2 separate regions of the Homo sapiens genome follow, and region 1 is linked to region 2. A link is a loop called in an ENCODE intact Hi-C map of the cell type or tissue named here. Cell type or tissue: MCF 10A. All regions are shown on one strand. Links, peaks and the distances in the headings refer to the core of each region. The heading gives the core; the rest is flanking DNA. Region 1 overlaps SLCO3A1 (solute carrier organic anion transporter family member 3A1). Region 2 overlaps SLCO3A1 (solute carrier organic anion transporter family member 3A1).

Region 1 (15,406 bases), core at 4,303-12,302, 58 kb before region 2:
ACTAGCATGCTCAGGTGTTCACTCAATGGGGATATAGCGAACTAACTCGGTTTCTGCTGCTCCACAGTGGAAAGCCCACTGCTACCTCGAGATCCAGCTCTGTTGATGCCATGAATAATGGCAACAACAAAATCATTCTTAATTAAATACCCGCCATGTGCTAGGGCCTTTAGACACTGCATAGAATGTAATCCTCACAACCCCGAGAGGCAGGTGTCTTCACCATCAGTTTATAAATGAAGAAATGGAGGCACAGAAAAGTTACATTACCAGCCTGTGGCCACACAACTGCGTAGGAGCCCAGGTCCTGCAGGATCCTGCACTTCCTCCCACTCAGAAAGGGGAAATGGCAGCAGAAGGTTGAGGGCTTTGGAAATCCCTCTAACTCTAAGCTAATTTTAGAGAAATCTAATTAATTCCAAAGGAACCAGCGCCTGCAGAGTGCTGAAGAACCTGCTCAGAGCCATATCCCTGCTGGCTCTGGGAAGCCCAGGGTCCTGAGGGAGACAGAACTGAGCTTTAGTGGCATGGGGCCTCTACTTGGGACTCCACCCCGCACCTACAGTGTGGGGGATCTCTGGACCTTAGTTTATCCATCCTCACCTCGTGCTCCACCACCAGTGGAAATGGCGGCAAAGGCTCAGGTGCTTCCTCTTGTCACCAGAGGGAGCCAGACGCTTTCTCATGCCAGGGAATGCCTGCCTCACTGGTGTGGCTGAAGCAGTGCAGTTCAAGGTAGGAGGGTCACCAGCTCCTCTGAGGGTGGCTCCCCCGCCTGTAGGAGGACACGGCGGGGCAAATGACTCTGTGGGAGTCTGTGGTAATCAGTGAAGGTCCTCACGCCGTGTCTGTCAAAAAAATGACCATCTCCGAAAAGCCCAAGAAGGGAAGGGAGGCCTGCTATTACCCCAACCACAGGGTAATAGAAGGACCCATATCAGGGACCTCCCTGATATGGTTTCGCTGTGTCCCCACCCAAATCTCATCTTGAATTGTAGCTCCCATAATTCCCACGGGTCGTGGGAGGGACCCCATGGGAGGTAACTGAATAATGGGGGTGGTTACCCTCATGCTGTTCTCACGATAGGGAGTTCTCACGAGTTCTGATGGGTTTATACGGGGCTTTTCTCCATTTTGTTCAGCACTTCTCTCTCCTGCCACCATGTGAAGAAGGAAGTGATTGCTTCTTCTTCTGCCATGATTGTAAGTTTCCTGATGCTTTCCCAGCCATCCTGAACTGTGAGTGAATTAAATCTCTTTTCTTTATAAATTATGCAGTTGTAGGTGTGTCTTTATTAGCAGCATGAGAATGGACTAATACACTCCCCAATCTCATACAGTCCGTACTTGACTCGGTTCATCTTCCCAAAACATATTAAATCACACTCATCCCCTATTTTAAACCCTCACAGGCTTCCTGACTCCATGCCAGGCTGTGCGACTACAGGCAGATGGGGCTCTGAGTGCAGGTGGGGACCTGGCTCAGGGCCTCCCTCCGAGTGTGTGCTGACTGGTGGGGATTGCCCTGGCTGGTGTACGGTGCTGGTGTACAGTGTCCAAGGAGGCCCGTGAGCACCAGAGTGAGGCTCAGCAGAATGAGAATCAGGCTCTGGGGGCAGAGTGGGTGGGCTAGCGGCAGGTCCCTGGGGCACTGTCTATCCGTGGATTCATGCCCAGGCCCCATGCAGGAGCAAATGAGTAGAGACTCAGTGATCATGCATAGGGCACAAGATAGGGATGGGAGCTGGGGTTCCAGGATAAAGCAGAAATCCTAACATCAAAACTACGTCCTGCATCCGGGGAAAGTACTGAACATGCAGCAGAACATAGGCTGCATCAGCAGAAATCCCTCCTATCTAGAGGCAGGGTTGGTGTCCTGAGGTTCTGACTGGGAAGGGCAGACTGCAGAGGTGCTAGCCAGGTTGGCACCAGCTGCACGCAACCGATGCATTCTCACCCCTTTCCAACCTCACCTCCAGCGGGGCCCCTACACCATGGGTTTTGTTTGACGAACGGTGGAAAACAGTCAAGATGTGAGTCAAATGCAAATTTCACCCTGATTTTATCACTAAGGGGGACACGGCCGCTTGCTGACATGACAGTCGGCTGATTTTGAAGCCTGGTGAAAACTAAGGATGGATTATTAAACTCTGGATTTATGTGTTCTGCAAGCAGGGAGCTGTCACTGTCAGAAGTCGACAGAGTTTAGCAGGAACAAGTCACGCCAGACCAACTTCATTTCCTCTGCAGTTTTCTGATAGGAACAGGATGCTGATTAGATTGAAGACAAGTCATAAACACATTATACTGTGAGGCAAGTACAGACTGGACAAAAACACTCACTCACTATATGAGAGAGGGAACCATGCATGATGCTGAGACACAGAACTGGCGGAACCATCTCAAAGCCGTGGAGCAGATGTGTGAAGTCCTGTGGAGCAGGATGGAGGTCTTGGCCAGTGTGCCAAAGGGTCACTCCTATCCCATTCTCTGCATGTGGGATGGATACACTGGCATGTTATGCCCATTTGAGAGGGAAGATTCATACACTAGAGGTAGACTGAGGATTCAACATGGCCAAACTATCTGTCTGAAAGGGAGCCAGCATTCGCCTGCAAGCACTTTAGGATGGGCTGAGGAAGGTATGGAGCAAGAGCTCATCAAGGCAGGAAGAGCTGCAGCGGAATGGAGCTTCAGCATGAGTTCCCACCAGTGATGCACTTATCCCAAATGCCCATGCAACCTCCGTGGCATTAACAGAGTCAGGGTTACAAAGGGGCAGCCCCCATATTCTCATAGAGTCAGCTGCCAGTGTGGTCAGTCTGGAATGTGACATTTAGAGGGGGCCATACCATGCTGGATTACCTCCTGGAGGGGCTTTTGGGAGAAGTAAGGATCTAGAAGCCGTGCCATGTAATAACTAAAGGACTGGAGAAGTTTAGCCCCAGAAAACACAATGAGCAGGCAGCAAGGCTGGAACACTGTCATGGGGAATAAAAGCTTAAGCACCAAGTTTCCCTCCAGAAGCCAGAGTCGGATTCAGGATGCAGTCATAAGATAGCAGGTGACAAGGAACATGGAGCACGGGGGACTGGCTGTCTTCAGAGGGGTAGTGAGCTGCTCACCACCAAGGGTATTCAGGTGGAGGCCAAGTGCCCAGGTATCAGGGTTGAAGGGAAGGGCATTCCTGCTGGGTGATAGGAAGGCAGACTGGAGAGTCCCCAAGTCTGAACAAACTGCCAAAACTTTCTCAAGCATCTCACCATCCCAGGCATCCAGAGGACCCGGAATCCACCTCACTGTTGGCTCTATGCCACGGGTGTGAAGTACTTTCCTGAAGGGGCAGAAGTGATTACACTCAGCACAGGGAGGAAGCAGGATGTGGGGCTGCCTACCAGAAAGCCATGTCAGCTCCTGGCCACCCCCCACCGCCCTGCTTGTCAGCTCTCTCGAGATTCCCAGACTGAATCAACATGAGTTGCTTAATTTCTCTGCGTCTCTGTCCTGGAAGATGGCTTTTCTGGAAAACTCATCCTTGCAGGCAGTGTGTTCCTCTAGAGAAATCTGAGCATCGGGGTTCTAACTCACAGGCTGGAAAATGGAGGCCAGGTATTGCTGAGGAATGTCTCCTCTAAAAAAGGTAACAAGACAGACTGGTAAATAGCAGACCTTCAGGGCATACCACGTTCACCTGGGCAGATCACCTGGTGAGGTCCTTAAGGCCCACCTGAGACCAGAACTGGAGAAACGATCCTCATAATTGGAACAAACAATATGAGCTTTATTCTTCTGGAAGATCACTTCTGGTTCTGTTTGCAGATGAAGGAGAGGGAAGAGACAAATTGTGCACAGCAGGGAAGCAAAGTCAGCCTCTGACTGCATCTTTCGGGTTGGTGTTAACTGAATGGCTCAGACTTCCTGCATCAGCAATGGGCAGGCAGCAACTGGGCCTTTAAAAAAAATTATAAGGAAAATGACTGTTTAGTTCTGACACATGACAGGCTGGCTTGAAAGAAGATAGGTTCTCTTTATTTTTTCAGAAGGAGTTTCACTCTTGTCGCCCAGGCTGGAGTACACTGGGACGATCTTGGCTCACTGCAACCTCTGCCTCCTCGGTTCAAGCAATTCTCCTGCCTCAGCCTCCCAAGTAGCTGGGATTACAGGTGCCTGACACCATGCCCAGCTAATTTTTTGTACTTTTAGTAGAGACGGGGGTTTCACCATGTTGGCCAGGTTGGTCTTAAACTCCTGACCTCAGGTGATCCACCTGCCTTGGCCTCCCAAAGTGCTGGGATTACAGGCGTGAGCCACGGTGCCTGACCTCGAGCATAGGTTCTCTTAAAGCAGTGGTTCTTAACCAGTGGCAACTTTGCCCGCCAGGGAACACTGAGCCATGTCTGAAGACAGTTTTGCTTGTCACAATGGGCTGGGGTTGCTGCTGGCATCTGGTGAGTAAAGGCCAAAAATGCCACTGAACCTGCAATGCACAGGGCAGTCTCCACAACAAATAATTATCCGTTCTAAAATGTCACTAGATGAGATGGAGTTGAGAAACTACTCAAAAGCCACCGAAGTGCAATTGATCTCAAAGCCTTGCTTGGCACACAGTCCACTTGTGGTGTAAGCAGGAAAGGATGTGGGGAGCTCACTGGGATCTGTTTAATATGGCTTGTCATTTGGTACTTAGAATTGAATAGGCTTGAAGAATGCTCTCTTTTCTGCCAAAGGAAAAGATGAAAACCTGAACCCTACAATTCTAGAGCTCTTGGCTTTCTTTGAAAGCCAGAATTAACTTTCTTGTCCACTGGTTCAGGAACCAACCCTTCTGTGAAGTCAGAAGTGTTTCCATAACATCTCAACACCTTTTCCACGGGGTAGAATGTCGTGGGATGAGGATAGAGTAAACTCATGCTACCGAGCCCTGGAAATGACCCAAGAACTAAGGATCTCATTTAGACTCTATGTCAACACTGTAGCGTAGACCTGAATATCTCATTTTTCACAGATGATGAAACCGAGAGGCCAAGTGGTCTTGTGGAAACTCCAGGCCCATTTCCCAGCGTAGGCCTTTGACTCCCAAGTCTCCCAAGCTCTCTCTGCTAAAACTCTGGTTTTCAAATTTGGATCCTTGGTGCATGGCTTACCGGGCAAAGGATGGGGGAAAGGGGTGGGATCTGAATGTGTGGAGGTCAAGGTCCTGACAATGTGATAATGATATAAGCAGAGCTCTCCCCTTTCTCTCTTCTGCCCCGTGTAAGGTTTTTGTACTGGGTTGAATGACGATCCTCAAAAAAAATATGTCTATGTCCTGGAACCTGTGAATGAGACCTTATTTGGAAAAAGGGTCTTTGCAGATGTAATTAAGTTAAGGATCTTGAGATGAGATCATCCTGGGCTACCTTAGTGGGCCCATAAATCCAAGTGTCCTTATAATAGACACACAGAAAAGAGAGAAGGGGAGCAGAGGATGCCAGTAAAGCCACAGACATGAGTTACACAGTCACAGACCAAGGAACGCCTGGATCTATCAGAAGCTGGAAAGGCAAGGAAGGATTCTCCCCTGGCTTCTGGAGGGAGCACAGGTCTGCTTGATTTCAGATTTATGGTGTTTAGAACCATAAGATAATAAGCTTGTGTTGTTCTAAGTCACCAAGTTTGTGGACAAAAATACAGTTTTTGCGTAAAGTTGTTGCATAGTCTCAGAAAACCAATCTTTTGTTTAAAGAAAAACAGGCCCATTGCCAAAATTTGAAAACCACTACCCCTGGTGGGTCATCTCTCTCAGATCTTGTATTCACTTAAGTCCAGAGCACAGACACAGAAAATAAATGTTAAAGAAAGGCTGAGTTCAGTTGGTTATAATGAGCCGACAACAACAACCACCAAAAAAGAAAAAGAAAAAGAAAAAGAAAACAAAGGTTGAGTAAATAATGGCTTGAGGCTGGGTTGGGCCAAATCTCCTTTTAAACACACAATGCATTAGCCAGTGAGGAAAAAAAAAAAAAACCAAAAAAAAGAATGGTGGTTACGCTTATCAGGCTTCGCATTTTTAATTTCTTCCAAAAGGCCTCCATTTTGCACCATCCAAATCCCTTGAAACCTATGAACTAACTGGAAAGCTATTGGAATCCAGGAGGGAAAACGCACAGTGCAAGTGTTGCCTTTGCTATCCAGGCATCTCACACAAAGTGCGTCATAGGGAAGAACCGATTTGTGCCATTAATTGTACCCTTGGTGACAGCTGAAAAAAGGACCCTGGTTGAGAGGCCTCCTTAGGTTCTAGTGCAAGTTACACAGTAGAAGGAACAAGAGCTCATCACGCCCAGGCCCCCAGATTACGACTAAGACACATCCAGTGTGGTCTGCCTGCCAGGAACAACTGCAAACACAGACACAGCCGCCTGTGATCAGTCTTTGGATTCCATCCAGTCCTCCCTTCAAGGTGGGGATGCAGAGAGCCCAAGAGATGAAAGGACATATCCCCAGGTGTCACGACTGAAGAACTGGGGCCAGAGGAGAGGCCACGGCCCACCCCAGACTCTGCTGCTCTGCCAGTGGCCTGCGTTCCCTCCTACACTGCCGGGCCAGTGTTGTCCATCAGGAAGAGTGCTCTGTGCCACCAATCACTTTGTAAAATCTAGTGCTGGCGGACAATTATTCCGAGATGGGTGACACTTAGCTTCAAATGACTCCATTTCTGACGTGTGTTTTTTCCCCTGAACATATATTTTTTAAAAGGCAAAAAGGGAAGTGACTACAGCTTTCATTTCATCTGTTTCCAAGTCCAAACTACAGCCCAGCATGCAGAGCCCTCCACACTGTCCTGTGTCTTCATTTGCCTTGCTCGCTGCCAAATGCGAGGATGGTGTGCTGGTGTGCTCTCTGAATGCTTGCCCTGCAGACAGTGGGCCTCTCCAGGCTTGGGCAACCTGTCTTCATCCTCACGCTCCCTGGCAGGCACCGGCCTCGCATGCATGCAGCACCCAACCGCTCCTCAACCATCTCAGGTCACGTGCCCCCAGGAGGGTATTTCCAACGTCCTGGCCAAAGTTCCTGCTCACTCTCTAGTCCTCCAGCCAGGGAGAGTCCTGCTTCTTTCAGTGGTTGTACTTAACAAATTCCCAGAAAAGGGGGCAAAAGAGCTATGCCCCTTTAATCCTGGCTTTCTCTTTTTCCCTCTCATATGATTGCTTTTCTGTGTTCCTTGTGCCTCATATATATTGCTGATCTCAATTACTGACTTTAAAAGAGGGATGTGTATATATATATTTAATTGTGATAAAATGTCCATAACATAAAATTTACCATCTTAACCATTTTTAAGTATATAGTTCAGTATACCTAAAATATCTAACAGATGTTTTTAAATGGTGGAAATTCAAATTTAAAAGTAGAGAGAATAGACTAGAAGAATGAAGGCACAGATACCTCTCACTAGTCACAACCATCATCAACTCACAGTCAGGGTTCCATCTCTGCCCCCTCCCACTCCTCCATCCTTATGTTAAAGCAAATCCCGAATATCATTTCCTCCATAACTCTGTCTCAAAAAAAAAAAAAAAAAAAGTCTAGAGTGTTGCTCTGTCACCCAGACTGGAGTGTAGTGGCCTGATCTTGGGTCACTGCAACCTCCACCTCCTGGGGTTCAAGCAATTCTCCTGCCTCAGCCTCCTGAGTAGCTGGGATTACAGGCATGCGTCATCCCACCTGGCTAATTTTTGTATTATTAGTAGAGATGGGGTTTCCCCATGTGGGCCAGGCTGGTCTCGAGTTCCTAACCTCAGGTGATCTGCCCACCTTGGCCTCCCAAAGTGCTGCGATTACAGGCGTAAGCCACCGCACCCGACCCTCCGTAATTATTTCAAGACATGTTTTTGAAAGATGAAAACAAAGCTACAATGCTATTATCCTGTCCCCAACATTTAGCAATAATTGTACAAGGCTGTTTAACTTTCGAAGTCCCTTCACATGCCTGAACTCCTTTACCCTCCAAACAATGGTACGAGGTGCCATCAAACCCATTTTGAAAGCCAGGAAACTTCGAGATGCTCAGAGAGCGTGAGTGATTTCTTAAGGCCCTGGATATTTCAATTTAGGCTCACGTTTTCTTTCCACCCTGCCTCCGCCTCTTTGGGAGAATGACTTGCTTGAAGCAGTCGGTTCTGAACGAGCCTGATGCCAACGCAACAGAATAGAGTCTTCATCGTGCTCGACCTAATTCGGGTAGCCTACCAGTTTGGCTTCTTTAAACATTTTCACTTTCTTATTATAAAAGTATAAAAGTTACTGCAGCAAGTCATCTTAACTATTTCCCGTTTTATTTTTAATCTTTTGTGGGGAGAGGCAAGAAAGGAACCAGGAAGTTATGTCGCCTGGGTGGGTTCTCAGCCACAGCTCCCGGGGAGGGCTTTCCCCAGTGATTCACTTCGTGACTCATTCATCATTTTCCCCAGCAGAGCTCGAGTGAGGGATGGGAGTGTTCAGATGAGAGGGAAGGGCAAGTGCAAAGGAATACTCAATGCTGAAGGTTGCCTCCTCCCCCAGCAGGTCCAGCTCTCATTCTGGGATCCCTCTGCCCCCAAGGTCCTGGTAACCTGTAGACGGGCAGGGATTTTGACAGAGCTGGAAGCAAGAGGCAGGACTGGATCACACAAGCCAGGTTTAGGTCACCTGGAGTGACACCTCCCTTGCGTAGTGAATGCAAAGACTGCCTTCTTTCTCTGGCTGTTTGCTACCAACATAAGTCCTTGCAGAAGCAGGTCACTGCATGAAGGGCATGACCTTTCAGTGAGAACTACCAAGTCTTGGCCCCTGTACATAAAATATTTTATTTAATTCTCGTAACTCCTATCACACTGCACTGAAATTATCTGCGTATCTATCTGGATTGGTCTGTTAGATCAGGGTTCCTCAACCTCAGCACTACTGACATGACAAAGTGAGTAATTCCTGGCATGGGGCTGTTCTGGGCATTGTAGGATGTTCAGCAGCATCCCAGGCACCTGCCTGTTAGATCCTGGTAGCACCCTCTATCTCCCATCATGACAACCAAAATTATCTCCAGCTATTGGCAAATGTCCCCTGGGGGGAGTGGGGGGTGGCGGGGGGGGGGCGGGGGGAGCCCTTGAATGAGAAGCACTGATTTGGAGCATGGAGTTATTGAGGGGAAGAACCTCGGTCTTATTTCTCTTTGTCTCCCTATCGCCCAGCACAGTGCCTAGCACAGAGTAGGAATCTCCAAATATTCATGAATCTCTAGGAATCATCACCGTGTGAAGGAGTTGTGTGACCCAGCGTGTTACAGGTGGGGCGAATGAGGCACAGAGAGGTTCTGAATGTCCAGTGTCACACAGCTGTGAGTGACAGGGCAGGTGAGTCCAAAGCCTGCGTGAGTGGTGGGAGCTAGCAGGTAGCTCAAAAGAGGAGCTTCACTTGGGATCTTTCTGCTTTCTAGTTCTGGCCACCAAAGGGATGAGGCTGTTAACACCATTCGGACAGAACATTCCAAATGCCTGCAGCTGTTAATTAATAAGGAGCATGTTCAGAGGCTTGCTTTAGTATGAGGCCTCTGTGCTGTCTTGATCAAAGTGACTGGAGCGTTGTGGCCCCAGCAAGCATGAGAAGAGCAGGGTTAATTTTTAAAAATTTCTCTAGAAACTTAAACTTGAGAGTAAATGATGAATGATAATTATTTGAACCAGGTTTGCAATATGAAGTGGCCAGAGGAAGCTCATGCATCCCAGTGTGGTTGGGCTATGAATGAATTTAGTTATAGCGCTGAAACGCTGTCTTAATTAGGTTTGGATTCTGCTTCCCTTTTCTGAAGAGGAAAGTAGAACAGAGTAAACCATCTGATTCATCTCTGAAAGTGGGAGTAAGGTGGGGGTGGGGGAATGGACTCACGTGGTTTGCAATCTGAGAGCTAATTTGCTGAGCAGAAAAGTCTAATTTCTAACTCTATCACAGCTAAGTTTTCCTTCAAAACATGCTAATTATGAAAGACACAAATAGCTTCGTGCCGCTCTATCACGCCTGCACCATCTGATTTCGCTTGGCAGTATTATTAGGAGGTAGCCTGGCCAAGTACTGCTATGGTCTGAACGTTTGTGCACTCTTACTTGCCAAATTCATGTTGAAATCCTAATACCCAGGGTAATGGTATCAAGAGGTGGGGTCCTTGCGAGGTGATCAGGTCATGAGGGTGAAGCCCTCATGAATAGGGTGAGTGCCCTTAAAAAAGAGGCTCCAGGGAGCTGCCTCACCCCTTCCCGCAGAAGAGGACACAGTAAGAAGGTGGCCGTCTATGAATCAAGAAGCTGATCCTCACGAGACACTGAATCTGCAAGTGTCTTGATCTTGGACGTCCCCGCCTGCAGAACCATGACAAATACATTTCTGTTGTTTATATGCTGCCCAGTTTATGGTATTCTGTTACAGGAGCCCAAAAGGACTAACATAGGTGTGATTCCTTCCAAGCCGGCTAGTAGCTACAAGGGAAACCACAAAGAGTAGTCTGCACTGACGCTTCTGGCTCTAGACATCCAGTTCCAAAAGGTGCAGCACCATCTACTTGCAGTTAGACGATGCTTAATGAGTCTTATTTAATGACCCAATTGATAACACTTGACACCAGGTTAATGGCTTTACTATATCATGCATGTACTTCTCCTGATTGTGAATGTGTAAGAAGTCTAGTGCATTTGTGTTAGGAGGAAGACGAGTAGACAAAGATAAAAGATTCCAGTTCAGTCTCTTAATGTCATTCCCGTAGTCAACTTTCCTATGCTGTAAGAATAGTCTCACTTCTCCCTCGGGGATGTAGGCTACATGACCTACGTGAGGGCTGAGGTGAGGGCAAGGCAGCCCAGGCTGAAGAAACCACACGGGAAGCAGAGGGAGGAGGGGATCGAACTTGGCCTCACTGGGGCATCACTAGGAATCCATCTCCCTTCTTAATGCAAAGCTGGAGCAAACATCCTCCTACCCCTGCATGGTGTACAGGGCTCTGGGCTCCTATTCCCTTGGCCTGAGGGAGCAGGGGGTGTTTGTGGCAACACAGCAGTGGGCATGATGGCCTGCAAAAACATACCTCCTGGTTGCCATCAGTGAGACTGGTCCTCAACATTTCTCCTATTTAAGCTCTAGCTGACTCCCTCACTCTTCTCTCCTAATATTTACATACAAGGTGTGAAGAAGCAAACTCCCAGAAGACTCCCTGAGACACCCTGGGACTGCATATGAGTTCTCATTACGCTCCTCCATAGGCCTGTCCTTTCAGGTTTGAGTTAGGGAGTTTCCTACGCACAGAGAAGTTGCAATATTGAGTGATGGTACCCAAGGGATCTGGGACAGAAGGTCCCTTTGAAAACACGGCCACAACAAGTCCTCACCACTGCCAGCCATAGAGAGGGCAGCAGTGATGGTGACACTGATGACAACGGCCAACCTTGACAGGGCACCCGGCAGGCAATGGGCCCTGGCTGAGCACAGTCCGTGCGGTGTCTCATTTGCTCCTCAGCTCAATTCTACAAGGCAGGCGCTATTCTTAGGCCCACTTCATGGATAAGGAAACTGAGGCTCAGAGAGGCTTCTATAAGCAACCTGTCCAGATCCACACAAACAGAGTAAATAGAAGAATATGGACTTGAACTCACCAGTAAGACACATTCTCATTTCTTGCAATAAACCAGATATGTCTTGTTCAAGAGTGTTCAGGTTTTGCATTTCTCAGAAGCTGTTTTCTTTAACAATAACTGAAATTGTGGCTGTTTGTTCAGCATCCCAGACCCTATGGATGCATATTGTCATTCACTTTGTCAAAATGCCAGAAACAGCACAACAATTTTCTCCGATTTTTGAGATGAGGGTACTGAGGCTTAGAGCTGGTAACTGGTGAAGCCAGGATTTGAACAGGTTCTTTCCGTTGGGTCACTCTTCCCCTGAAGAGCCTGAGGGCATCCTATGAGTGCTTGGCCTCTCTACCAACTCCCCCTCTGGAATCTAGACTTGACCTGGCCTCTTCTCTTCCCCTTCCTTCAAGAGGGATGCAGCAGGTTAATGCTTGGAGGCTGTTTGGAATTTCTTCTCCAAGAAATCCTGCCCTCCACTGAGGATGCTCCCACACTGGAGACTCTCACAGGAAGGATGGAGGGTGGCTGGTCCCCACTCCTCCTCTGGTGGTTTCACCTTTGTGAATGTTGCCCGTAAGAAAGCTCACTACTTTCCATCTAAGGAAAGTTTCCTGGGAGCTTCCTGGCCTCTGAGCCGTGTCCTCACTGCCTTTCCTAACAGGCTCAGGAAACCTTTTTTCTTTTAAACTTCCCAGTGAGGGGCTCAACAGGACCAGCACATAACTTCTTCTCCACTTTAAACCAGGAATAGTTGTAAATGTTTTAATATCAGATGGTGGTGATGGTTGTGCAACTCTGTAAAATGTGCACGTAAAATGAGTGAATTTTATGGTATATAAATTATACCTCAATAACATTGTTAAAAAAAGAAGGAAATAACATGATTTCTTGAAAAGAGCTATAAAGGGGTTTGAGCACATGGATCCCCCTTAATTACTGCAGGAAATAGGGGCCACTTGGGAAAGGCGGCCATACAGTTATGGCAACTCTACTGAATTATTTAGCCTAGCCTCCTTTTTTCCTTGCAGAAAAACTGGAGTTGAGACTCCAGTTTGTCTCCATTCATCCTAACTCTTCTTTAAAAATTTTATTTTTAATTTTTATGAATACCTAATAGTTGTACACATTTATAGGGTACATGTGATATTCTGATACAAGCATATCATGTGTAATGATCAAATCTGGGTAAATGGCCGGGTGTGGTGGCTCACACCTATAATCCCAGCATTTTGGGAGGCCGAGGTAGGTGGATCACCTCAGGTCAGGAGTTTTGAGACCAGCCTGACCAACATGGTGAAACCCTATCTCTACCAAAAATACAAAACAAAATTAGCCTGGCGTGATGGCACACGCCTGTAGTCCCAGCTACTTGGGAGGCCGAGGCAGGAGAACTGCTTGAACCCGGAAGGCAGAGGTTGCAGTGAGCTGAGATCGTGCCACTGAACTCCAGCTTGGGTGACAAAGCTAGACTCTATCTGCAAAAACAAACAAACAAACAAACAAACAAAAAACGTGGGTAACCGGTATATCTATCACCTCAACCATTATGTTGGAAACATTTCAAATCTTCTCTTCTAGCTATTTTTAAAAATATAATAAATTATTAACTACAGTCACCTTGCTGTGCTATTGAACACTGAAATGTATTTCTTCTCTCTAACTGCATTTTTGTACTCATTAACCAATCTGTCTTCATTTCCCCTTCCTCCCTACCCTCCAGCTGCTGGTAACCATCATTCTAGTCTCTCCCTCCATGAAATCAGTGTTTTTAGCTCCTACATATAAGTGAGAACATGCAATATTTGTTTTTGTGCCTGGCTTATTTCATAACGTCTTCCAGTTCTATCCATGTTGCTGCAAATGACAGAATTTAATTCCTTTTTTTGGCTGAATAATATTCCATTGTGTCTATGTATCACATTTTCTTTATTCATTCATCCGTTGATGGGTACTAATGTTGATTTCATATCTTGGCTATCGTGAGTAGTGTTTGAATGTAAGACTTGAAACTATAAAACTACTAGAAGAAAACACTGGGGAAGACACTTTAGGACACTGGTCTGGGCAAAGATTTCTTAAGTAGGACCTCAAAAGCACAGGCAGCCAGAGTACAAAGTAACAAATGGGATTAAATTAAGCTAAAAAGCTTCTGCACAGCAAAGGAAACAACTAACAAAGTGAAGAGACAACCCATGGAATGGGAAAGAATATGTGAAAACTGTTCATCTGACAAAGGATTAATAACCAGAATATACAAAGAACTCAACCAACTCAACAGCAAAAAAAACTAAGTAATTGGATTTAAAAACAGTCAAAAGATCTGAAAAACATTTCCCAACTACCTCTTACGCTCTGGGAAGGTTCAGCAGGCGAGAAGGGGAGAAGGGGAGGACCTCGAAGCCAAGTTCAGCATCAGGTGCCTCCATGGGGGTCACTGATGAAAGCCTCAGCAGGGCTCTGTTAGGAGACTATCTCTAGTGTTAGGCTCATGGCTTGAACAGATGCAAGATCAGGCTGTTGGAGAGGTTAACTTATGCTCAGTCACTGATAACCTCAGAGTAAACACATCCCTAAACTGTGTTCATCCCATCTATGAAATGGGAATAGCCTTTCATAGGCTGCTCAAAGGGTTCCACAGGATAATGGAAAAAGCAAAAAACAAACAAAAGAACAACAACAATAAAACAATGCCTGCCTGGCTTCATGATTTTTTTGTTTGTTTGCTTTTTGAGATGGAATCTAGCTCTGTTGCCCAGGCTGGAGTGCGGTGGTGCGATCTTGGCTCACTGCAACCTCCGCCTCCCAGGTTCAAGCAATTCTCCTGTCTCAGCCTCCTGAGTAGCTGGGACTACAGGTACGCGCCACCATGCCTGGCTAATTTTTGTATTTTTAGTAGAGACAGGGTTCCACCATATTGGTCAGGCTGGTCTCAAACTCCTGATCCATCCACGTCAGCCTCCCAAAGTGCTGGGATTACAGGTATGAGCCACCACACCCGGCCCATTTTTTAAAAAGTTTCATTACACTACTTAAAGCAACCAACTGCAGGTGGAGTTTAACTAATTTCATTCAGTCTTCACAATAACCCTCTGTAATGGTTCTTACTGTTCCCATTTTATAGACAGGGAAAGAGAGGCTTGCAGAGGTTAGGACACATGTCCAGGTCACTTGGCTAACAGGTGGCAGAGCTGGGATTTGCAGCTGAGCCTGTCTGGCTTTGAGAAAACTGACACTACACCATGCCATTACACCGAGGACTCCACCCACATTTCCAGGGTTTGGACTGAAATGGGTTTAACTGGATATCTATGCACAAGGGGTCCCGATCAGCATCTGTCACATTAATAAAACATCCATCTTTGCTGAGGTCCACACTCTCAGTTAACATGACCATGTTCTCAAAATGAACCCTGGTAAAACATCAGAGCGTATCTGGTTCCCAAAGGGATAAATTCCCTCTAGCCTGGAGCTTAGTATTTATAAGCAGAACCTGAGCTAACCTTAAGGCGTTATTCTGAGCTGCCCATTTTGGTTGTTCTTTTTGGGTGACCTGATAGCCCAGGCTAAGCTGTTTTCTGTCCCAAGGTTTTTCTTCTCACCAACTCCCACTTTGAGAAATGCTGAGGTTCCAAAGGTCTGGGTCCACAGAGCTGTACCTTCTGACTTACTGAGAGGGACCTGCAGGAGGCGGGCAGGCCCTGATTCAGAAGCCATCCCAGGGCTGCCCTGTGGTGGGAGAAAGGTTGGACACTGATTTCCAGGGAAAGCCTTAATGA
Region 2 (15,406 bases), core at 3,204-11,203:
AAAATTCCCCATATGGCACCTTGTCCCAGGCCCAGCACCAGGGGAGTGATGGTAGCGGCATCAGATGCTGCAGTCACATTATCGTAACTGAGGGTCACCCAGCTTGCACCTGGATGCCTCAGTGGCCAGGCTCTTAGATTCACAGACTGGGAGGGCGACTGAAATGGGGAACACACTGGGGGACATCCCTGCACTCCAACCCACCCCGTGATCCCCTCTGATGCCATGCTCACCCACTCAGGTGCAGCCCACAGGTGAGACAGGCTCCCCACTCCTGGTGGCCCGACGGACGCCAGTCCTCCCTCCTGCCTCACTTCTCCTGGATTACCACAGCAGCCCCACCTTATCTGCCAGACCTGAGGTCAGGCTGCCAGGAGGCTGGTGAGGGGACTGAATGAAACCTGGCTCTGAAATGCAGAGCTTCCAATCCCTGCGGAAGAGAAGTGGCAGTATCACAAGGTGATGGCTGCCTGCTGCCACTTCTGATGCCATGAGAGATGCTGGTGGGGTCGTGGATGTAACACTGGTTAGGAGGGAGGGAGCACCATGTTCTGTGGAGGTGTGACCACGTGAGGCTGAAGCACCCAAGGTCACTGCTCTGAACCATCACCAGGGCCCCTGCTGGCTCTCAAGGACTACTGTGCACAGTAATGCAAGGATGGTGCTGACAGCAGCCCCTCACCAGGGAAACCCAAGTGACCTGGCCAAGGCCAAACAAAGACTTAGCAACAGGTTTGTTAAAACCTAAGTCCCTGACTCCCACCCAGTTCCCTTCCAGCTATGCCAGCCCCGTCACCGCCCCAAGGCCTGGCCTCACATCTGTCTTCTTCAGCCCATCCATCTCAGTCCCTTGTACTCGGGTACGCATCAGCCACAGCCCAGCCCTCAACCACATCATCACCTTCTGCGTTCCATCTCTGTCATCTCATCGCTGGCACCTCCCATCCATCCTCCTCCACTCATCAGCAGCTTGCCTGCTTCATCAAGAAGTTTCCCTCCGACCTCTCCAAACCTCCAACTGTTCTGAGCCTCCTGCCCTTCCAGGAGTATGTGGTGGGCTAGTGTGCTAGTGTGATGGGCCCCTATCTCACTCACCTCTGCCTATGTCTCCAAGCCTCCACCCTGGTCTGCTGGAGCAACCCCCACCACCCAAACAAGATCCCTGGCTGTCTGAGCATCCTGGGAGGTGTCATGTGCCCCTGGTAGCTTCACCTTCCCTTTTCGCTCATCCCTGTGAACTCCTGAGCCAATCCTCCACAAGAATCATTCCAGAATTTCTCCTCCCCAAATGTCCACACAGGCCTTCTCCCACCCTCCCCTACCACCCACAGCCATCACCCTCTCATTGAACATCCCTAAGAAGCAGTGGCTATTTTGTGTCAGCAACCCTGCTCCAGTCCTCTGTTCCCCTAAATATCCACCTCTACACCCATTTTCTTCCACCCCTGGATTTGAGAAGGGGAGCGCCATCGTGTCCAGCCCTTCCCCGCCTTTTCCAGAACATGCTTCACACACCGCTTCTTCTCTTTGCCATGTGTTCAACACTAGGTCCTTCCCTGTCAGGGAACATAATTTGGTTTCACTTACAGCTTTTTAAGTTTATATAAGGATCCCTGCTTCCTTTTGCTACTTAGATGTTTTCAATGCCACCTGCTCTTTCCCTACCCCCCCCCAATCCCAGCTCCTCCAACTCAATGGAAACAACATTCTTAAAGATCATCCGCACCTTTGAGGGATCAGTTCCAATAACCAGATCTTAACCCTCATTCTCCCTAATCTCCCTGCAGCAGCTGAAGCTGCTAATGTTTGATGTTGTCTTCTTTGGGCTCTTTCTCCTTTGCAAATGGTATCTAGTCGCTTTTTATGGTGCCTCTTAACCTTGGAGTCCTCCTTTATCTGTTCACTCTCCTTCTTCAGCCCATCAAAAGTGGGTGTTGAGTAGCTGATCCTCTGTATCCTTTTCTTCTCCTCTCTTTGAAGGAAGTGGTCTCCCTTGTGACTTCTAGAGAGATCCACACTACAGAGAAAATTTTCAAATGTGCGATCAAGCCCTAGTCTTTATCTTAATCCCACATAACTCACTTTGAGATGTAAGCATTTGGATTCTCATTGCCACCTCAAATCCACAGGCCCGAAGTTCATCTTCCATCCTCCCCCAATCTTTCCCTCCTCCTCCTCCTTTTATGACTGTGACCATCTGTCACTCACTCCCCCTGTCTTTGTGGTCTTCTTCCTCATGTCCCATCCATCCTTGCTTTGATAACTCTCTGGAATTCATTCTCTCTCCTCCATTTCACAGTCAGTATCCTGATGCAGCCCCTTATTAATTCATTCTTTAAGCCATGCAATAGTCTTTCACACTAGTCTCTCTGCGTCCCATCTCTTTGTCCCGTGCTGCACACTACCTACCTCCATGTCAACTTACAAAGGCCATAGAGATTGCCACTGCCTAGATCCCAAGGGATCAGGACGACATTCCTTCCTTTAGCCTTCAAAGCCTTCTTCAGGCTGGGCTCAGTGGCTCAAGTCTATAATCCCAGCTGAGTTGGGGGGATTGTTTGAGGCTAGGAGTTCAAGACCAACCTAGGAAACACAGTGAGATCTCATCTCTACCAAAAAAACAATGTTTGATATGCATTAGTTTATATCAAATACATAATATATATATCTATAACATCTATCTATCTATCTATCTATCTATCTAATCTATCTATCTATCTATCTATCTATCTATCTATCTATCTATCTATCTATATAAATATATATACAACAAATCTGCAACATCAAGACCTGGTTTGCTATCTCCCAGCCTTACATCTTTGGGCTTTTTGCACATCATCTTCCTGTCCAGAATGTCTAACTCTCTTCTTGGGGTTTGATAAAACCCTATAATGTCTAGCAGAAATTTCATCTCCTCCTTGGAGTGCCCTATCCTGAAATCCTTTCTGCCCACTACTTTAATCCTCTGAGGAGTGTCTCTGCAATTCATTTGGTGACCAACCACATGCCAAATCATTTGTACCTTATTTTAAATTTCCATTTCGTATTTTTCTTATGTCTTACTTTTCCAGCTATCAGCTCCTGCCTTCACCAGTTCTTCTTGGCCCCTGTTTCTGAAGCCATGTTCCTATAAGCTCGGGCCTTCCTGATTGAGCAAATGGGGTCAGAGCCTGGGCCCCACCAGCAAGCAGGGACTGGACCAGTCTTATCATCAGCAATGCTTGGGCAATGCCCACAACAGTTACCCTTAGCAGCCTGTTCACACCCCACGCTCACTGCCATGTGTAAACTCTAGGTTCTGGCCATCTTCCTGCTTGCTTACTGTTCTGCCTCTCCCTTGGGAGTGAAAGCTGTCCTAAACCCAATATGGTTTGGCTGTGTCCTCACCCAAATCTCATCTTGAAATGTAATCCCCATGTGTCAAGGGAGAGACCTGGGTAGGAGGTGATTGGATCATGGGGGCGGTTTCCCCCATGCTGTTCTCGTGATAGTGAGGGAGTTCTCACGAGATCTCATAGTTTAGAAGTGGCAGTTCCCCCTGGGCTTTTCTCTCTTTCTGCTGCCTTGCGAAGAAGGTACTTGCTTCTTCTTCGCCTTCTGACATGATTGTAAGTTTCCTGAAGCCTCCCCAGCCATGTGGAACTGTGAGTCAATTAAACCTCTTTCCTTTATAAATTACCCAGTCTGAGGTAGTATCTTCACAGCAGTATGAAAATGGATGAATACACCCGCCAACAGGACCTACGGAAAGCTCCTGGCATTAAATGTACCAAGTTGCTCACTCCTATGCCTAGCTCTTGCCTGCCCAAGCCCCCAAGGATGGACCTTGCTCATCAGTAGGACATCACTCCAAAGAGCTCTCCCACCTGAAACTAGAAATGGTGGTGCCCCTGCTTCCCAGTATTTCTCTGCTGTCCAAGGCTTCTGAAAGCCATGCCTTAAGCTTAGCCATGGAACCAAGAAAGAATGCATCAGCCTTTTGGGGGACTGCAAACCAAACAGTGGAGCTTTTCCCCTTAGGAAGGACTTACACTCACAGCTAGCTCAGTTCCCTCCACATCAGATCCAGGCCTGATCCTCCTTACCCTCCTCCTCCACCTCCCTCAATGCCTACTCTGTCTCCTTGCCAAGCCATGACGCTGAGTTCCCAGAATGCTTGGGACCTGAAAACCTCCCACCCTTCTCCCTCCACAGAGAAGGACAATATCCTCAAAGTGCCCCATTTTCCTCACCACTTCCACCATATAGCCTGGCAGACTAGGCACCCAATAAATGTTGTATAAGCAATAAATGTTGTTAATTTGATTTTTAAAGGCAAGTGTTTTAGTGGACAAGTGGAGGAGGAAGAGGTGGGTGTTTTGTGACAAGGAGGAGAGGGCAGGTTTCCATTTTCCCACTGCTTTTTAGCCATTAGGCCCCTTTTTCTGAGTAGTGTTTAAATGCTGGCTCATTTCCTGTGTATGCAAAGCCCATGGCAAGTATAGTTTGGTGCCCATAATAGCAATAAATTATGACTGTAATTGAAAATACGGGCCTAGAAGGAAACCCTAATCACGGGGCATTCTCACTCCTGCAGCCCTCCGAAGAGTGCCAGTTTTCTTTCCAGCTCTTTCTTTGCCTCTCTGCCACCCACGCTTCACATCTGTGCCCAGGTATTTGGCTTGAACCGGAGTTGCACTTAAAAGAGCCGCAGGTGGTCCACTGCCCCCGTGGCCCAGTGAACTGTGATCTAGGTGAGACGCCCATCAGGCTTCTGCATTTTCTTTTCCTTGGGAGGAAACAAAGGTACTGATTTTCCTCCATATATTTCTCCCCTGCCAAGGTGCCAGCCGAGACAAAGGAAAATGGGCTCAGGTTTAAGCTTTAGCCTGGATCTGGGGAGATAAAGAGGCCTTAGCATTGCTCACTGGGGGTAAGATTGTGCCCTCCTGGTCCAGAAAAGATGGGGGTGGGAGTGACCACGCGAGGGGAGGTCACCTATTTTTGGTGAAAACCTACTGTACGCTCAGCCTTTTACATAGAAAAACCTGCTTAATTCCTGCCTGACCTCTGTCACCTATTAGGACAGCATATTCTTGAGCAATCTCACAAGGTGAGAAACTGAGGCTCAGAGAGGTTCAGCATCTTGTCCAGTCACTGAACTGCATGGCGCAGGTCCAGGAATTAAACCCCACAGGTCTGACTCAAAGTCCAAATCCTTCCTCAACATCCCCTGCCAGCAGGACCTCTAAAGGGCCTTTTAGATGCCATGATTTTATGACAGGTCTATAGCTCAGCTGGATTTAAAAACAAGAAAGAATGTTTGATTGTGAGTGACATTTTCTGTATCACTGAAGAATGCCTGTTTGTCTCTTCTTAATACTTTAAGTCATCAGCTGAGAAGTGTAACCTAACTCGGCGGGTGGCTGGGGCACCTTGTTTCAAGGCTCCCTGTGCTGTGCTCCTCGGGCACATCAGACCACAGGAACAAATCTCATGTCACCTTCTGCCACAAAGGGGTCACCACTATCCAAAACGGCTGGTAGGGTTGAGGTCAGATCACCATGGCAGCCAACACAGCACCTGGCCCAAAGAATAGGCCACGTACTGCAGGAACATCAGAGGCGTTTGGCCGCAGCACCTGTGTGACTCAAACCAAGCCTCAACATCTATGAGCCTCTCTATTCATCCACGAAATGAGATACCAATATCAATCCATGCTGCCGAGAGAACTGATGAGTAATTAGAGTCCAAGTTCACATTCCCTCTATGCTGAGAAGGGCCCGGTCTTGCCCTTTGACAAGTCTAGAAAGATGGCTCTCTCCCCCTAGCTTCAAGGTCTGCCACATGCAAAGCCACCCATCTGCACACAGGCTTCCTTTCTTCTAGTCCAGTGGAGATGTCAGTCTCCCTCTCTCTGGAAGCTGAAGCCTCGTAGCCAGAACTGTGGGGCCACTGGCTATTTTCCCTGGAGGACCGTGTGACGCAGGGTCTTTTAATTTTCAGGCTGTGAGAGCTTTGATCCATAACCTGCTACCGCAGTTGTTCTTTTACATTCAACAAATGCCATTTTCTTTTTCATGAAGTACTTCTCTGAAGTTATTCATCTTTGTATTCACTGGTGATTTATTTGTTCTTTCTCTAGCTCCTTGGGGATGCTCTGAGGATGTTTCTACCTCAGTCGAGCAGGGCCTAGAGTTAAGCCTCGTCTGAGCCTTTTTTTTTTTTTTTTTTTTTAAATTAGAGACAGCATTTCATCATGTTGCCCAGGCTGACCTTGAACTCATGGGTTCAAGGGATCTGCCCACCTCAGCCTCTCAAAGTGCTGGGATTCCGGGTGTGAGCCAGTGCTCTCACAGGGGAAAACCATGTACCTGTACAAGGTTCTTCATCACAGTCTACATCAACTCCAAGGAAAACAATTTCTAGAGCAATGTGGTCAGCGATGGGAAGGGGACACTTTCCACAAGGCCAACACCACCTCTGGGTCTGGCTTTATGTATTTCTGAAGTGCCTGCTATTCTGAGTCATGAAATGAGTGACACACATGCTCCCTTGGCTTCAAGGTGACTAAATTCCCAGAACTGTGGGCTGGGAAGGGACCTTGAAAACCTTCACTTTCAATTTGCTCATTTCACGGCAAGAAAAGCCCAAGAAAGCTGAGCCCTTTCCTGCTCTTATCCAGACTGATTCCTAATGGCGAGCTGTTTGCTCACGTGCAAGCTGCTCCAATCTCAAAGGCTTGTAACTGAGAAGATGAAAATACAATGGTCTTTGTAAGAGGCAACAAGGACAGCAGAAGATGCACTCATGCAATAAACGGCACTGATTATTACATAAAGGCAACCTCAGTGACAGTGGGTTGCTTGCATTGCTGCCCGAGGCTCTGCAGGGCTCCGCCTTCTGTCTCTTCCTCTCTGGGCTGTCTTTGCACCACCCTCCTTCTCCTCTGAGGCTTCAGTCCCCGCTCATGTGCTGGTGATTCGCTGGCTCTCACCTTCAGCTGTGACAAGTTTACTCAGAAGCAGCAGTCTGTGACCCTGGGGACAGCTGCCAGGCTGAGCCATTCCAAATAACACAGCAAATTGAGAGGTTCCCTGATGTTCACAACCTCTTGCGTATAACTCGCTCTGTTCACATCACTAGAGGGCTGCTAGCCACTGCCGTTACTCACCCATTCAATGGTCAGGTCCTGGGCTGTGACTGCAGGCCAAGCACCACGCTAGGAGCCAGCGATGCTGCCCTTGGCAAAGCTGAGCCCTTGCCCTAGCACAGCTAACATTCCTTTGAGAAGGTGAGTCAGTAAATAACAATATAAATACATCACAGGGCAGGCACTGATGGCGCCAAGGGGGTTAAAAAGCAAGGAATGAGAGAGAGAATAACTGTCAAGGAAGTGGGGGATTCTTGCATTTTACATAGGGTGACCCAGGTAAGCCTCTCTGATAAGATGGAATTTTTTTTTTAAGAAGCATGTGTTTAAATTTTTATCTTTTTTTAAAACTGATATATAATAATTGTACATATTTATGGAGTACAATGTGATGTTTCCATACATGTGACAGTAAGGTGACTACAGTCAACAATAAGGCATTGTAATCTCAAAATAGCATGAGAAGAGGATTTTGTGTGCTCCCACAACAAAGAAATGATGAATGTTTGAGGTAAGAGCTATGCTAATTACCCTGATTTGATCATAAGGTAAGATGGCATTTGACAGATGTGGGAAATAAGTGAGGAAGAGAGCCATTTGGATATCTGAGAGAAAGCGTCCCAGGTAGAAAGGAGAGGAAATGCAATGGTCATGGGATAGGACCCTGCCCGGAGCATTCCAGAAGACCAAGATGTCCGGGGTTGCTATAGCCAGTGAGAGAAGAGGAGTGTGGCAGGGGCCCTGGTCATGTAGAGCCTTGAAGGCTATTGTGAGGATTCTGGTATTTTCCAGGCATTGGACTGACTTGATCTGACTTGGGTTTTAGCAGGATCGCACTGGCTGCTGTGCTGGGAACAGTCTGTTTAGATGGCTACTGTGAAGATCCATGTAAGACACAATGATGGCTTGGACTGGAACAGCCAGCTGGTGATGGAGGTGGTGAGGAGTAGGGGGAATCCCAGCTATTTTTTCAGAACAAAGTTGATTGGATCATAGAGACAGTTGTGAAAACAATCAGGGCCCCCTGAGACTGCCCAGTGAGTCTCAGCCCATCATTTATTACTGGGCTTGGGGCTTCATGCGGCAGAGGGGTCATCATGCAGAAAGATCAACAGGGCTCATAAAAAATTAAGTCCAGCCGAACATTTGATCCCCACTGACATCAACAACAGAGTTACAGGAGAAAAATTTAAATGAATTTTGTTTTGCAGACAGGTAAGGACAATGGCACTGTAACAGGAAGCAAATGCCTACACAGAAGTCTAATAATTACATAAAAATGCACAAGGATTTATTATTATATACTAACACCAATCAATATGCCATTGATTGATGGGTTCTAATATGCATGAGCTGTTAATAAGTGTCCTAGGAAGAAGTGAAAAAGGGTCCCTAGACCAAATGAAACTGAGAAACGCTGGACTGAATGCAGTTAAACTGGTTTCTTTGTGCAGAACTGCCTAGGGGCTTTAATATGTTAACGTGCATCACCATTCTCCAAAAGGGAGCTTTATCAAGACCATATATTTTATTGGTGTTGTTTTAATGGAGCCCCTTCCAAGAGTAACGTTATTTGAAACACTTTAGAGAAACACTGAATAGGTTACATAGATCACCTGAGTATCTACTCTGCAGTCTAGCATCCCATAATTCAACAAAAACTTTCCAGGGTCCTGTGCTGAGTGTTGCAGATATAATGAAAAGTAAAGATCCTAAGTGTCATGTGGTAGTTTATCCTAGAGGGGCTCAAGGTACCTGCTCCGCCATCTCCCATTTGCTTGACTCTGGGCTGTCAAGAGTGCGGTGAAATTGCAGGGAGGAGCTACACAATGAAGTCTGGGGGAGTCCAGCCCACATGGCACTTCTCCATAAGACTTCCATGTGCCACTGTCCCTCTCCATGAGCACGGGGCTTTGGAAAATGCCTCTATTGGATGAATGCACACCTTTCCCTCATTGCACATCGCCTGCCCATCTGAACTAAACAGAAAGGACTTCAGGAAAGAAACATCTGTGGGACAAGCTTTGTATTGCTTCATGTTACTTCTCTTTGGTCCTCATTACAACTCCACACTGATAGTAGCTAACATTAAGGAAGCTTTTAGAAGGAGGTAAGTTCTGTCCATGCACCATCCCATTTAGACAGACCTTTGAAGGATGTGGGTACTGTCATTCAAAATGTTGGAAGGAAACTGAGACTTGTTGACCTTTGATGACCTGCCTAAGATCACACAGATCATAGTGGTAGAGCCAAATCCAAATGGCACCATGGTGTCAAAGCCTGCTGTCTTCCTGACACACGAATCCCTGGTTTACTTATTGCACAGGCTGTACAACAAGCATCAGGCCGTGCTGGAGACATTCTCGAGTTGGCTTTTGCAGCTCAGAAACTGAGTGGGCTGGCAGGAGTTAACCCAGGGTACTGCTCAGAACCTGAGTCACCTAACCAGGCTCCTGAGTGACAGAATGACAGAGATGTGAAGGAGCCCAGGACACTTTGTATCTGTTCTCTCGTGGTTGAGCTGTGGGCCCTGGACTATGACCCCAGCAGAACTGGCTCTTGCTTATTTCAATCCTAGAGTTGTTCCTCCAGAAAATATTCTGATGGTGAGTGAGGCAGAGGTTTGCAGACTTCCCAACTGTAACTCAGGGGACGGCTCGGCAGAGCATAACATTTGGGACAGCATGCAGCCCTTGACCTTGACTTGGATGATGGCTGCGGTCAGTGAGAAGAAAAACACATTGGCACAGAGAAATATCAGAGTGTACAAATGTCATTTCAATTAAAAAGAACATGTCAGAAGTAATATATTTTTCATTCTCTCTACAAATGACTCCATCTACAATATGATACAAAATCATTTTACACATCAGAAATCCATAAAATCTCTTCAAATAGAGTTTCCTAGCTGAAATATTGCTCTTCTTGGTAGACAGGGCGTTGATCTGCCTTTTTGACCATGACTGATGCTATCCAAAGCAGATTTGCTTTTTGAAAGGATTTGCTTTTAGTTTCAGTTTTACATTCACATATATCATATAAACGATTATGGTCCCAGTTATTGTTTTCTAGGCGTAATAATCACATTTGCCAATATCACTGAAAAACATCATTGAGAAAACAACTTATACCTATCTCTGTGCATGTGTGTATAAAACCCTTATGTTCTACCAAGTTGAACACAGAATTTTAAACCTGATTTATGATTTCAGTGTCAATGTTGACTCCCCAAAACCTGTAAAAATGAATCTAGATGATTGTAGTATGCCAGTTTAGAAAGGAGGTCACAAGTCAAGGAATTTAAAACGAAAACATCTTAACTGCAATTTATTTTTTTAGCTCATTGAATGTGCAACTCAGCTAGATACTTCATAAACATTACTTCATGTTCACAAAACCCACATGGAACAAGTGTTATGATTCTGTTTTTACAGCAGGGCAAACTGGAGTTCAGAAAGAATAGGTGACTTGCCTTTGGGGCACTGCACAACCTGGCGGCGAAAGGGGGATACGAACCCCAGTCTGTGTTACCATAAAGCCTGAGCTCCAGGGAGGTCTCACTTGCTGGGTCCAGGTTTTGATCAAATCAGACCCATGTCAACCCCAGTGGAAGCCATTTCAAGAAATATAGCAATCTGAATTATGTGTTATGTGTGTATGTGTTTGCAGGAAGAAAAAAAGGTCTTTCAGTTTTGCTAGTGGGTCATTTAGGGACCAAGTATGGGGTTGCTCTCAAGTTCATTCAAGCAATGGCACCTGTGATTGGGTCCTCCTGTTTACCGAGCCGACTTCTTTAGAAAAGGCAACCTTTCTGGACCCATCGGAGACATTTGACCTGTAGGTTCGAAATCACCAAGTCCTCAAGGCTGTCAGTATGGCTCTTTCTAAAGTCTTTCTTCTGAAAAGAGATGCTTCCAAAAATTTAGAAAATAAATAAACTTACAGTCTTTGAGGTACTACCCTATAAACTAGTAGAGCTTGGATCGCTCTTCCTTGGGTAAAATACTCATGGTAATCCCAAAATACCCTAATTTTATGCTTTGGGGATTATTTTAATAATTTAATGCATGATGCCCCAAAACTTACAGAACAGGAAAAAGAAGTATACTACTTTCCTTCCTCCACGCCCTCTCCAGTTCTTCTAATTTTCAGAAAAGCCTACTAATTCTAAGGCCTCTAAAAATCTGCGAGAGGTTCTTAGCGTCAATTAAATCATCCACTTCCCTTGCTCCTCCCTTCCTATGCAAGGCCATTCTAGTACATACAACCCAAGCCCTTCTGCCACTCACCATGAGGCAAGCCTCCTTCCACACTATCCCTATTCAGTGACTCCTCTTCCTCTGTTCTCCCCCAAAACAACATCTGACATCCACCCCATCTTGTTCTCTCCCCGACCTTTTCTTTGCAGTCTTCCCCGATTCAACGTAAGAGAGGACTTCCCAGCCTCAATACTCCAGCCATATATCCATCCAATGTCCCTTCAACTCAAGCTCAGAGTCTGCCATGGTAGAAAGCTGTCGTCTTTTCACTATGGAACAATGCCTGAATATTTTGTGTTTATGGGTTCTCCAACCAAGTTCCACATTAACTAGACAGGTGTTAAGAGAACAATCTCTCTTCCTTATTCTTAGCAGCACCTACCATGAAACTGACCTTTATCTCATTGAGAACATATATATAAAGGTATTGTCCTAAATGTTACACCACAGACATATTGTAGTCCTCCTGCGTGTCAGTGGAAATGTTGCTTAGTTCGTTTATAAACTGTTGTGCAATGCATGTGAGTGCTAAATCGGTATAATATGACATTCCAGGTTATATAATTCAATGCAGCACAATTCCCAAACTATCAATTAACGAGCCTTTCTGCTACTTCCTTTAGAAATTATTTTGTTGAAGTAAAGGACTCTGGTTCTCTAAAACAGAGATCAAATAAAGGGAGACATTGCTAAAAGGATACATTTGGGGGCTTTCCCTAGAGGGGAACTCCCTTTCTGGACTGGAGTGGTAGCTTAATGAAGAAGCTTCATTAGTAATTCTGATGATTCTCTCTGCACTAGACACATCTATCCTGTTTATTACGCTCACTATGTTTTGTCTTTTGGGGCACTGGAAATCTAGTTTTGAAAAAGAGTTGAGTCTTTAACAATAACGGCAGTCATTTAAATGAATAGGAAATTGTTGTCGTTTTTTTCCTGCTGGAATTTTTTACTCAGCTCATCTTAAAGACACAAGGAGTGTTGGGCACAGAAAGGGCTGGATCAGGCAGACATATGCCAGATCAAAGTAGGAAACAGTCACCAGCATGAACCCCAGCACTCATTATTTGTGGGAAAAAGACTCACAGAGATTGACTTCTAGCAAGCTCATGACCTAATATGCCTCTAACCAAAAAGCACCTGTGCTCTTGAACTAACTCAGTAGCTGTACCAAAGTCCAGTAAAACTCATTCATTCTAACAAAGGTCAATCTGGCGCTCATAGAAGCTGTAGCTTATGTCATGGATCTTTAACTAATGTCACCTCTGAGCTCTTGGTCAGGCAGACCATCTGCTCTTAGAACCAGGATGGCGAACAGGCCCTGCTCTTTCTCGAAGTGCAGAAGTTAGAAAGGATGCAAAATTTTTAGGCAACTCCAGCACAACCTGGCTTATGTGAGAGACCTAATTAACCTCTGAATTTAATATTTTCTGATTGTTGCTTTCTAGGCTTTATAAAAAACAGATTAGCAAATTACCTAACAGCACGCCCAAGCATGAGACGACAGAGCAACTCAGCTGCTAACAGACACAGCCTGAGCACACCTGGTGTGGCATTATCTCCTTTCACATACAAGACGTTTTTAACCCTCACTGGGTGCAATTAGCTATTCCATTCCTCCTGTGAGAGTTAGAAGGGCTGAGTCTCAGAAACGCTTTCGCTCAGTCCCAAAGTCAGTGTGTGGCAGGTTCAGCAGTGGAATTCACATCCACTTGATTCCATGGCTTGAGTACTTTCTATCACATAGACAGGCCATCCCTACAAAAGGGAAGGTGACTGGGCCACAAGGGAATTATCCAGTGCATAACATCAAGAAATCTATCGGGTTGTGTAAAAGTGAGCTAGCGTAGGTGTGCTCTGCATCCCTCAGCGGTCAGGTGTATCCTCAAACTCAACTTCTCACAGGATAGGGGTCCATCCCCCCAGCTCTCTAGAGGCTGGGCAGCTGGCATTTCCAAGCACTCCTTTAAACAAGCAGCAGCAAAGCACAGGCAGGTGCTTGAGCCTAATGTGTGTTTTCCTCTGTGTAGGACTACTCTCACGCTTGCCTTGAAACCTGGACAGCAACAGCAAGGTAGAGATTCTCACCTACCCGCCAGACCCAGCATGAGTCCAACTGCAACCAGACTGAACCACACAGGATGTCAAGATCGCAGTGACAGATAGACCATCAACTTTCCAGACGCTCTTGAAGCGATCAGCCCCTTCGGCACACTATGGCCATCACTGCACCTCTGTGCAGGCTGTGACTGCCTGGCTAGGGCTGTTCTGAGCCAGGAACTTTAACCAGCAGATGGTTTCCATAAGCAAACACCAGGTGGGCAGAGCTACCTTGATGACTTTCTACTTACTGTTCAAAGGCCAATCACTTCCCCAAATGAGTTCCTGGGCCCAGAAAATCTCTCTGTAGGGTTCTAAAGACTTGTTTCTAAAAACAGCTAGAAGACTGAACTAATTATTTAATTAGATGCTTCAAAATAAACAATGCAAATATCATAAATCTTTTCATTTAACCACTGCTCTGCTTTTTAGTAAGTTGTGGCAAATAAAGCCACTGATATTTATTAGGGTTCAATAAGAGAGTTTCAGAGGCTTTAAAAGAGTTTTTAATTATCCCCATAAGGAAATGATGAGGCTTTCAGAGCTTAGAGCCATAGACCACACTTGGAGTGTTCTTCTGCTCTCTGCCAGACAGAACTACTTTAGGTAGGAGCTCAAATGCAGGCCATAGATGCATCCAGGATGAAAAGTAAAAGAATGTTTTTAACATTACACAAACCACCAGATTTCAGTCGGGACTAATGCATTTGAGGGACAATTGGGAGAAGCTCCAACTATTGCTTCTGGGATGCACCTGCATTAGTTCTCCAACTCACTCACCAGCATCTATCCCCTGCCAAACTCAAAGTGTCCTTCCAAATCACTTTGGAGATTTTGTTGATACACAGACTACGGTGACATCTAATCCAGGGAGTGAGTATCTTTGGTTTTTGGTGTTCTGTTTGTCAATAAAATGGCCAATAATTCATCATCTCTTCAACACTACTCAAGCATCTACTCTTCTAATGCTGCGTGGAGCAGAATTACTAAAACCACTCCCCTCTCCACGGATAGTCATCATCATTGTCATCACTGCCTAACCAGCTATACTCTTAGCTGCCTGTGTTAGGCCATATGCTGTGCTATGATGCCCTGCATACATTATCTCACTTAATCCTAACAGTTCCATGAGACGGACACCATCGTCATGGTCTTCACCGTATAGGAGGATGCAGAGGCTGAGCAGGGCTGCATGCCACAATCACACAGCTAGCAGGTGGCACAGCCTAGAACCTGTCCAGGTCTGTCAGCTCCAAAAACCAGACTCCCAGCTAGTCCAGCATGGCTCTCCACCTTTCCTGTGATTTAGCACAGACTGGAGCATGTTAAAGCTGATACTTACGAAGCCCTACCCCAGAGAGCCTCTCCCAGAAGGTCTGGGTGGGATCCAGGAATCTGCCCCTATAACCAGTGCCTGAGACGGTCCACGTACCACATACCATAAGGCACCAACCTATTTTGCACATTTCAGTTAATCTGGACGATTATCAGAATCCATGATAGAGGCTGACAGCTACAGCTGCTGAGCAGTGTGAGCATGGCCCTTCTGCAGCAGGTCCCCAGCTGCGCAGTGCTGATGGGGAGCACTGCCAGGCAATGCCTACTCCAGTGCCACCTCATTCAAACCTACTGCCAAGGGCTGTGATCCGACCCACAGCCTGGCCAGGCTGACCTGGTGTCATCTTCTGGCTGGTGGTGCATGTAATCCTGGCCCCGTATCCATGAATTCCATGGGGAACTAACTGTTGTGTATACCTACTGTATCACTCACGAAAGCCCTTCATCCCACAGGACAACCACTGCATGTCACTACTGAATCTTGTCTAGCTCTCATTTGCCAACTCCTGACCTTTCCCATGAAGTCTGGGATTTCTCATCAACGCAGCTGAGAAAATGACAGAAGGTCTGATGAAGG

Evidence for each region. Peaks named below come from ENCODE experiments on the same cell type or tissue, not always from the same donor. Only the 100,000 strongest peaks of a DNase experiment are listed, where the experiment ranks them.
Region 1: a loop joins it to region 2, with 4 times the contacts of the local background. A loop is called at or near these places in 4 of 110 quality-filtered maps.

What each region holds. Positions count from the first base shown.
Region 1 is chr15:92,062,803-92,078,208 of GRCh38, reverse strand. All of the region lies in intron 2 of SLCO3A1 (solute carrier organic anion transporter family member 3A1), which reads right to left. Among named protein-coding and RNA genes, the nearest start is that of SLCO3A1, 220 kb to the right of the region's middle. In MCF 10A, for the core only: no CTCF peak of the experiment used is centred there; a DNase peak (open chromatin) is centred at 8,448.
Region 2 is chr15:92,003,553-92,018,958 of GRCh38, reverse strand. All of the region lies in intron 2 of SLCO3A1 (solute carrier organic anion transporter family member 3A1), which reads right to left. Among named protein-coding and RNA genes, the nearest start is that of SLCO3A1, 160 kb to the right of the region's middle. RefSeq lists an enhancer at 6,610-7,110. In MCF 10A, for the core only: no CTCF peak of the experiment used is centred there; no DNase peak of the experiment used is centred there.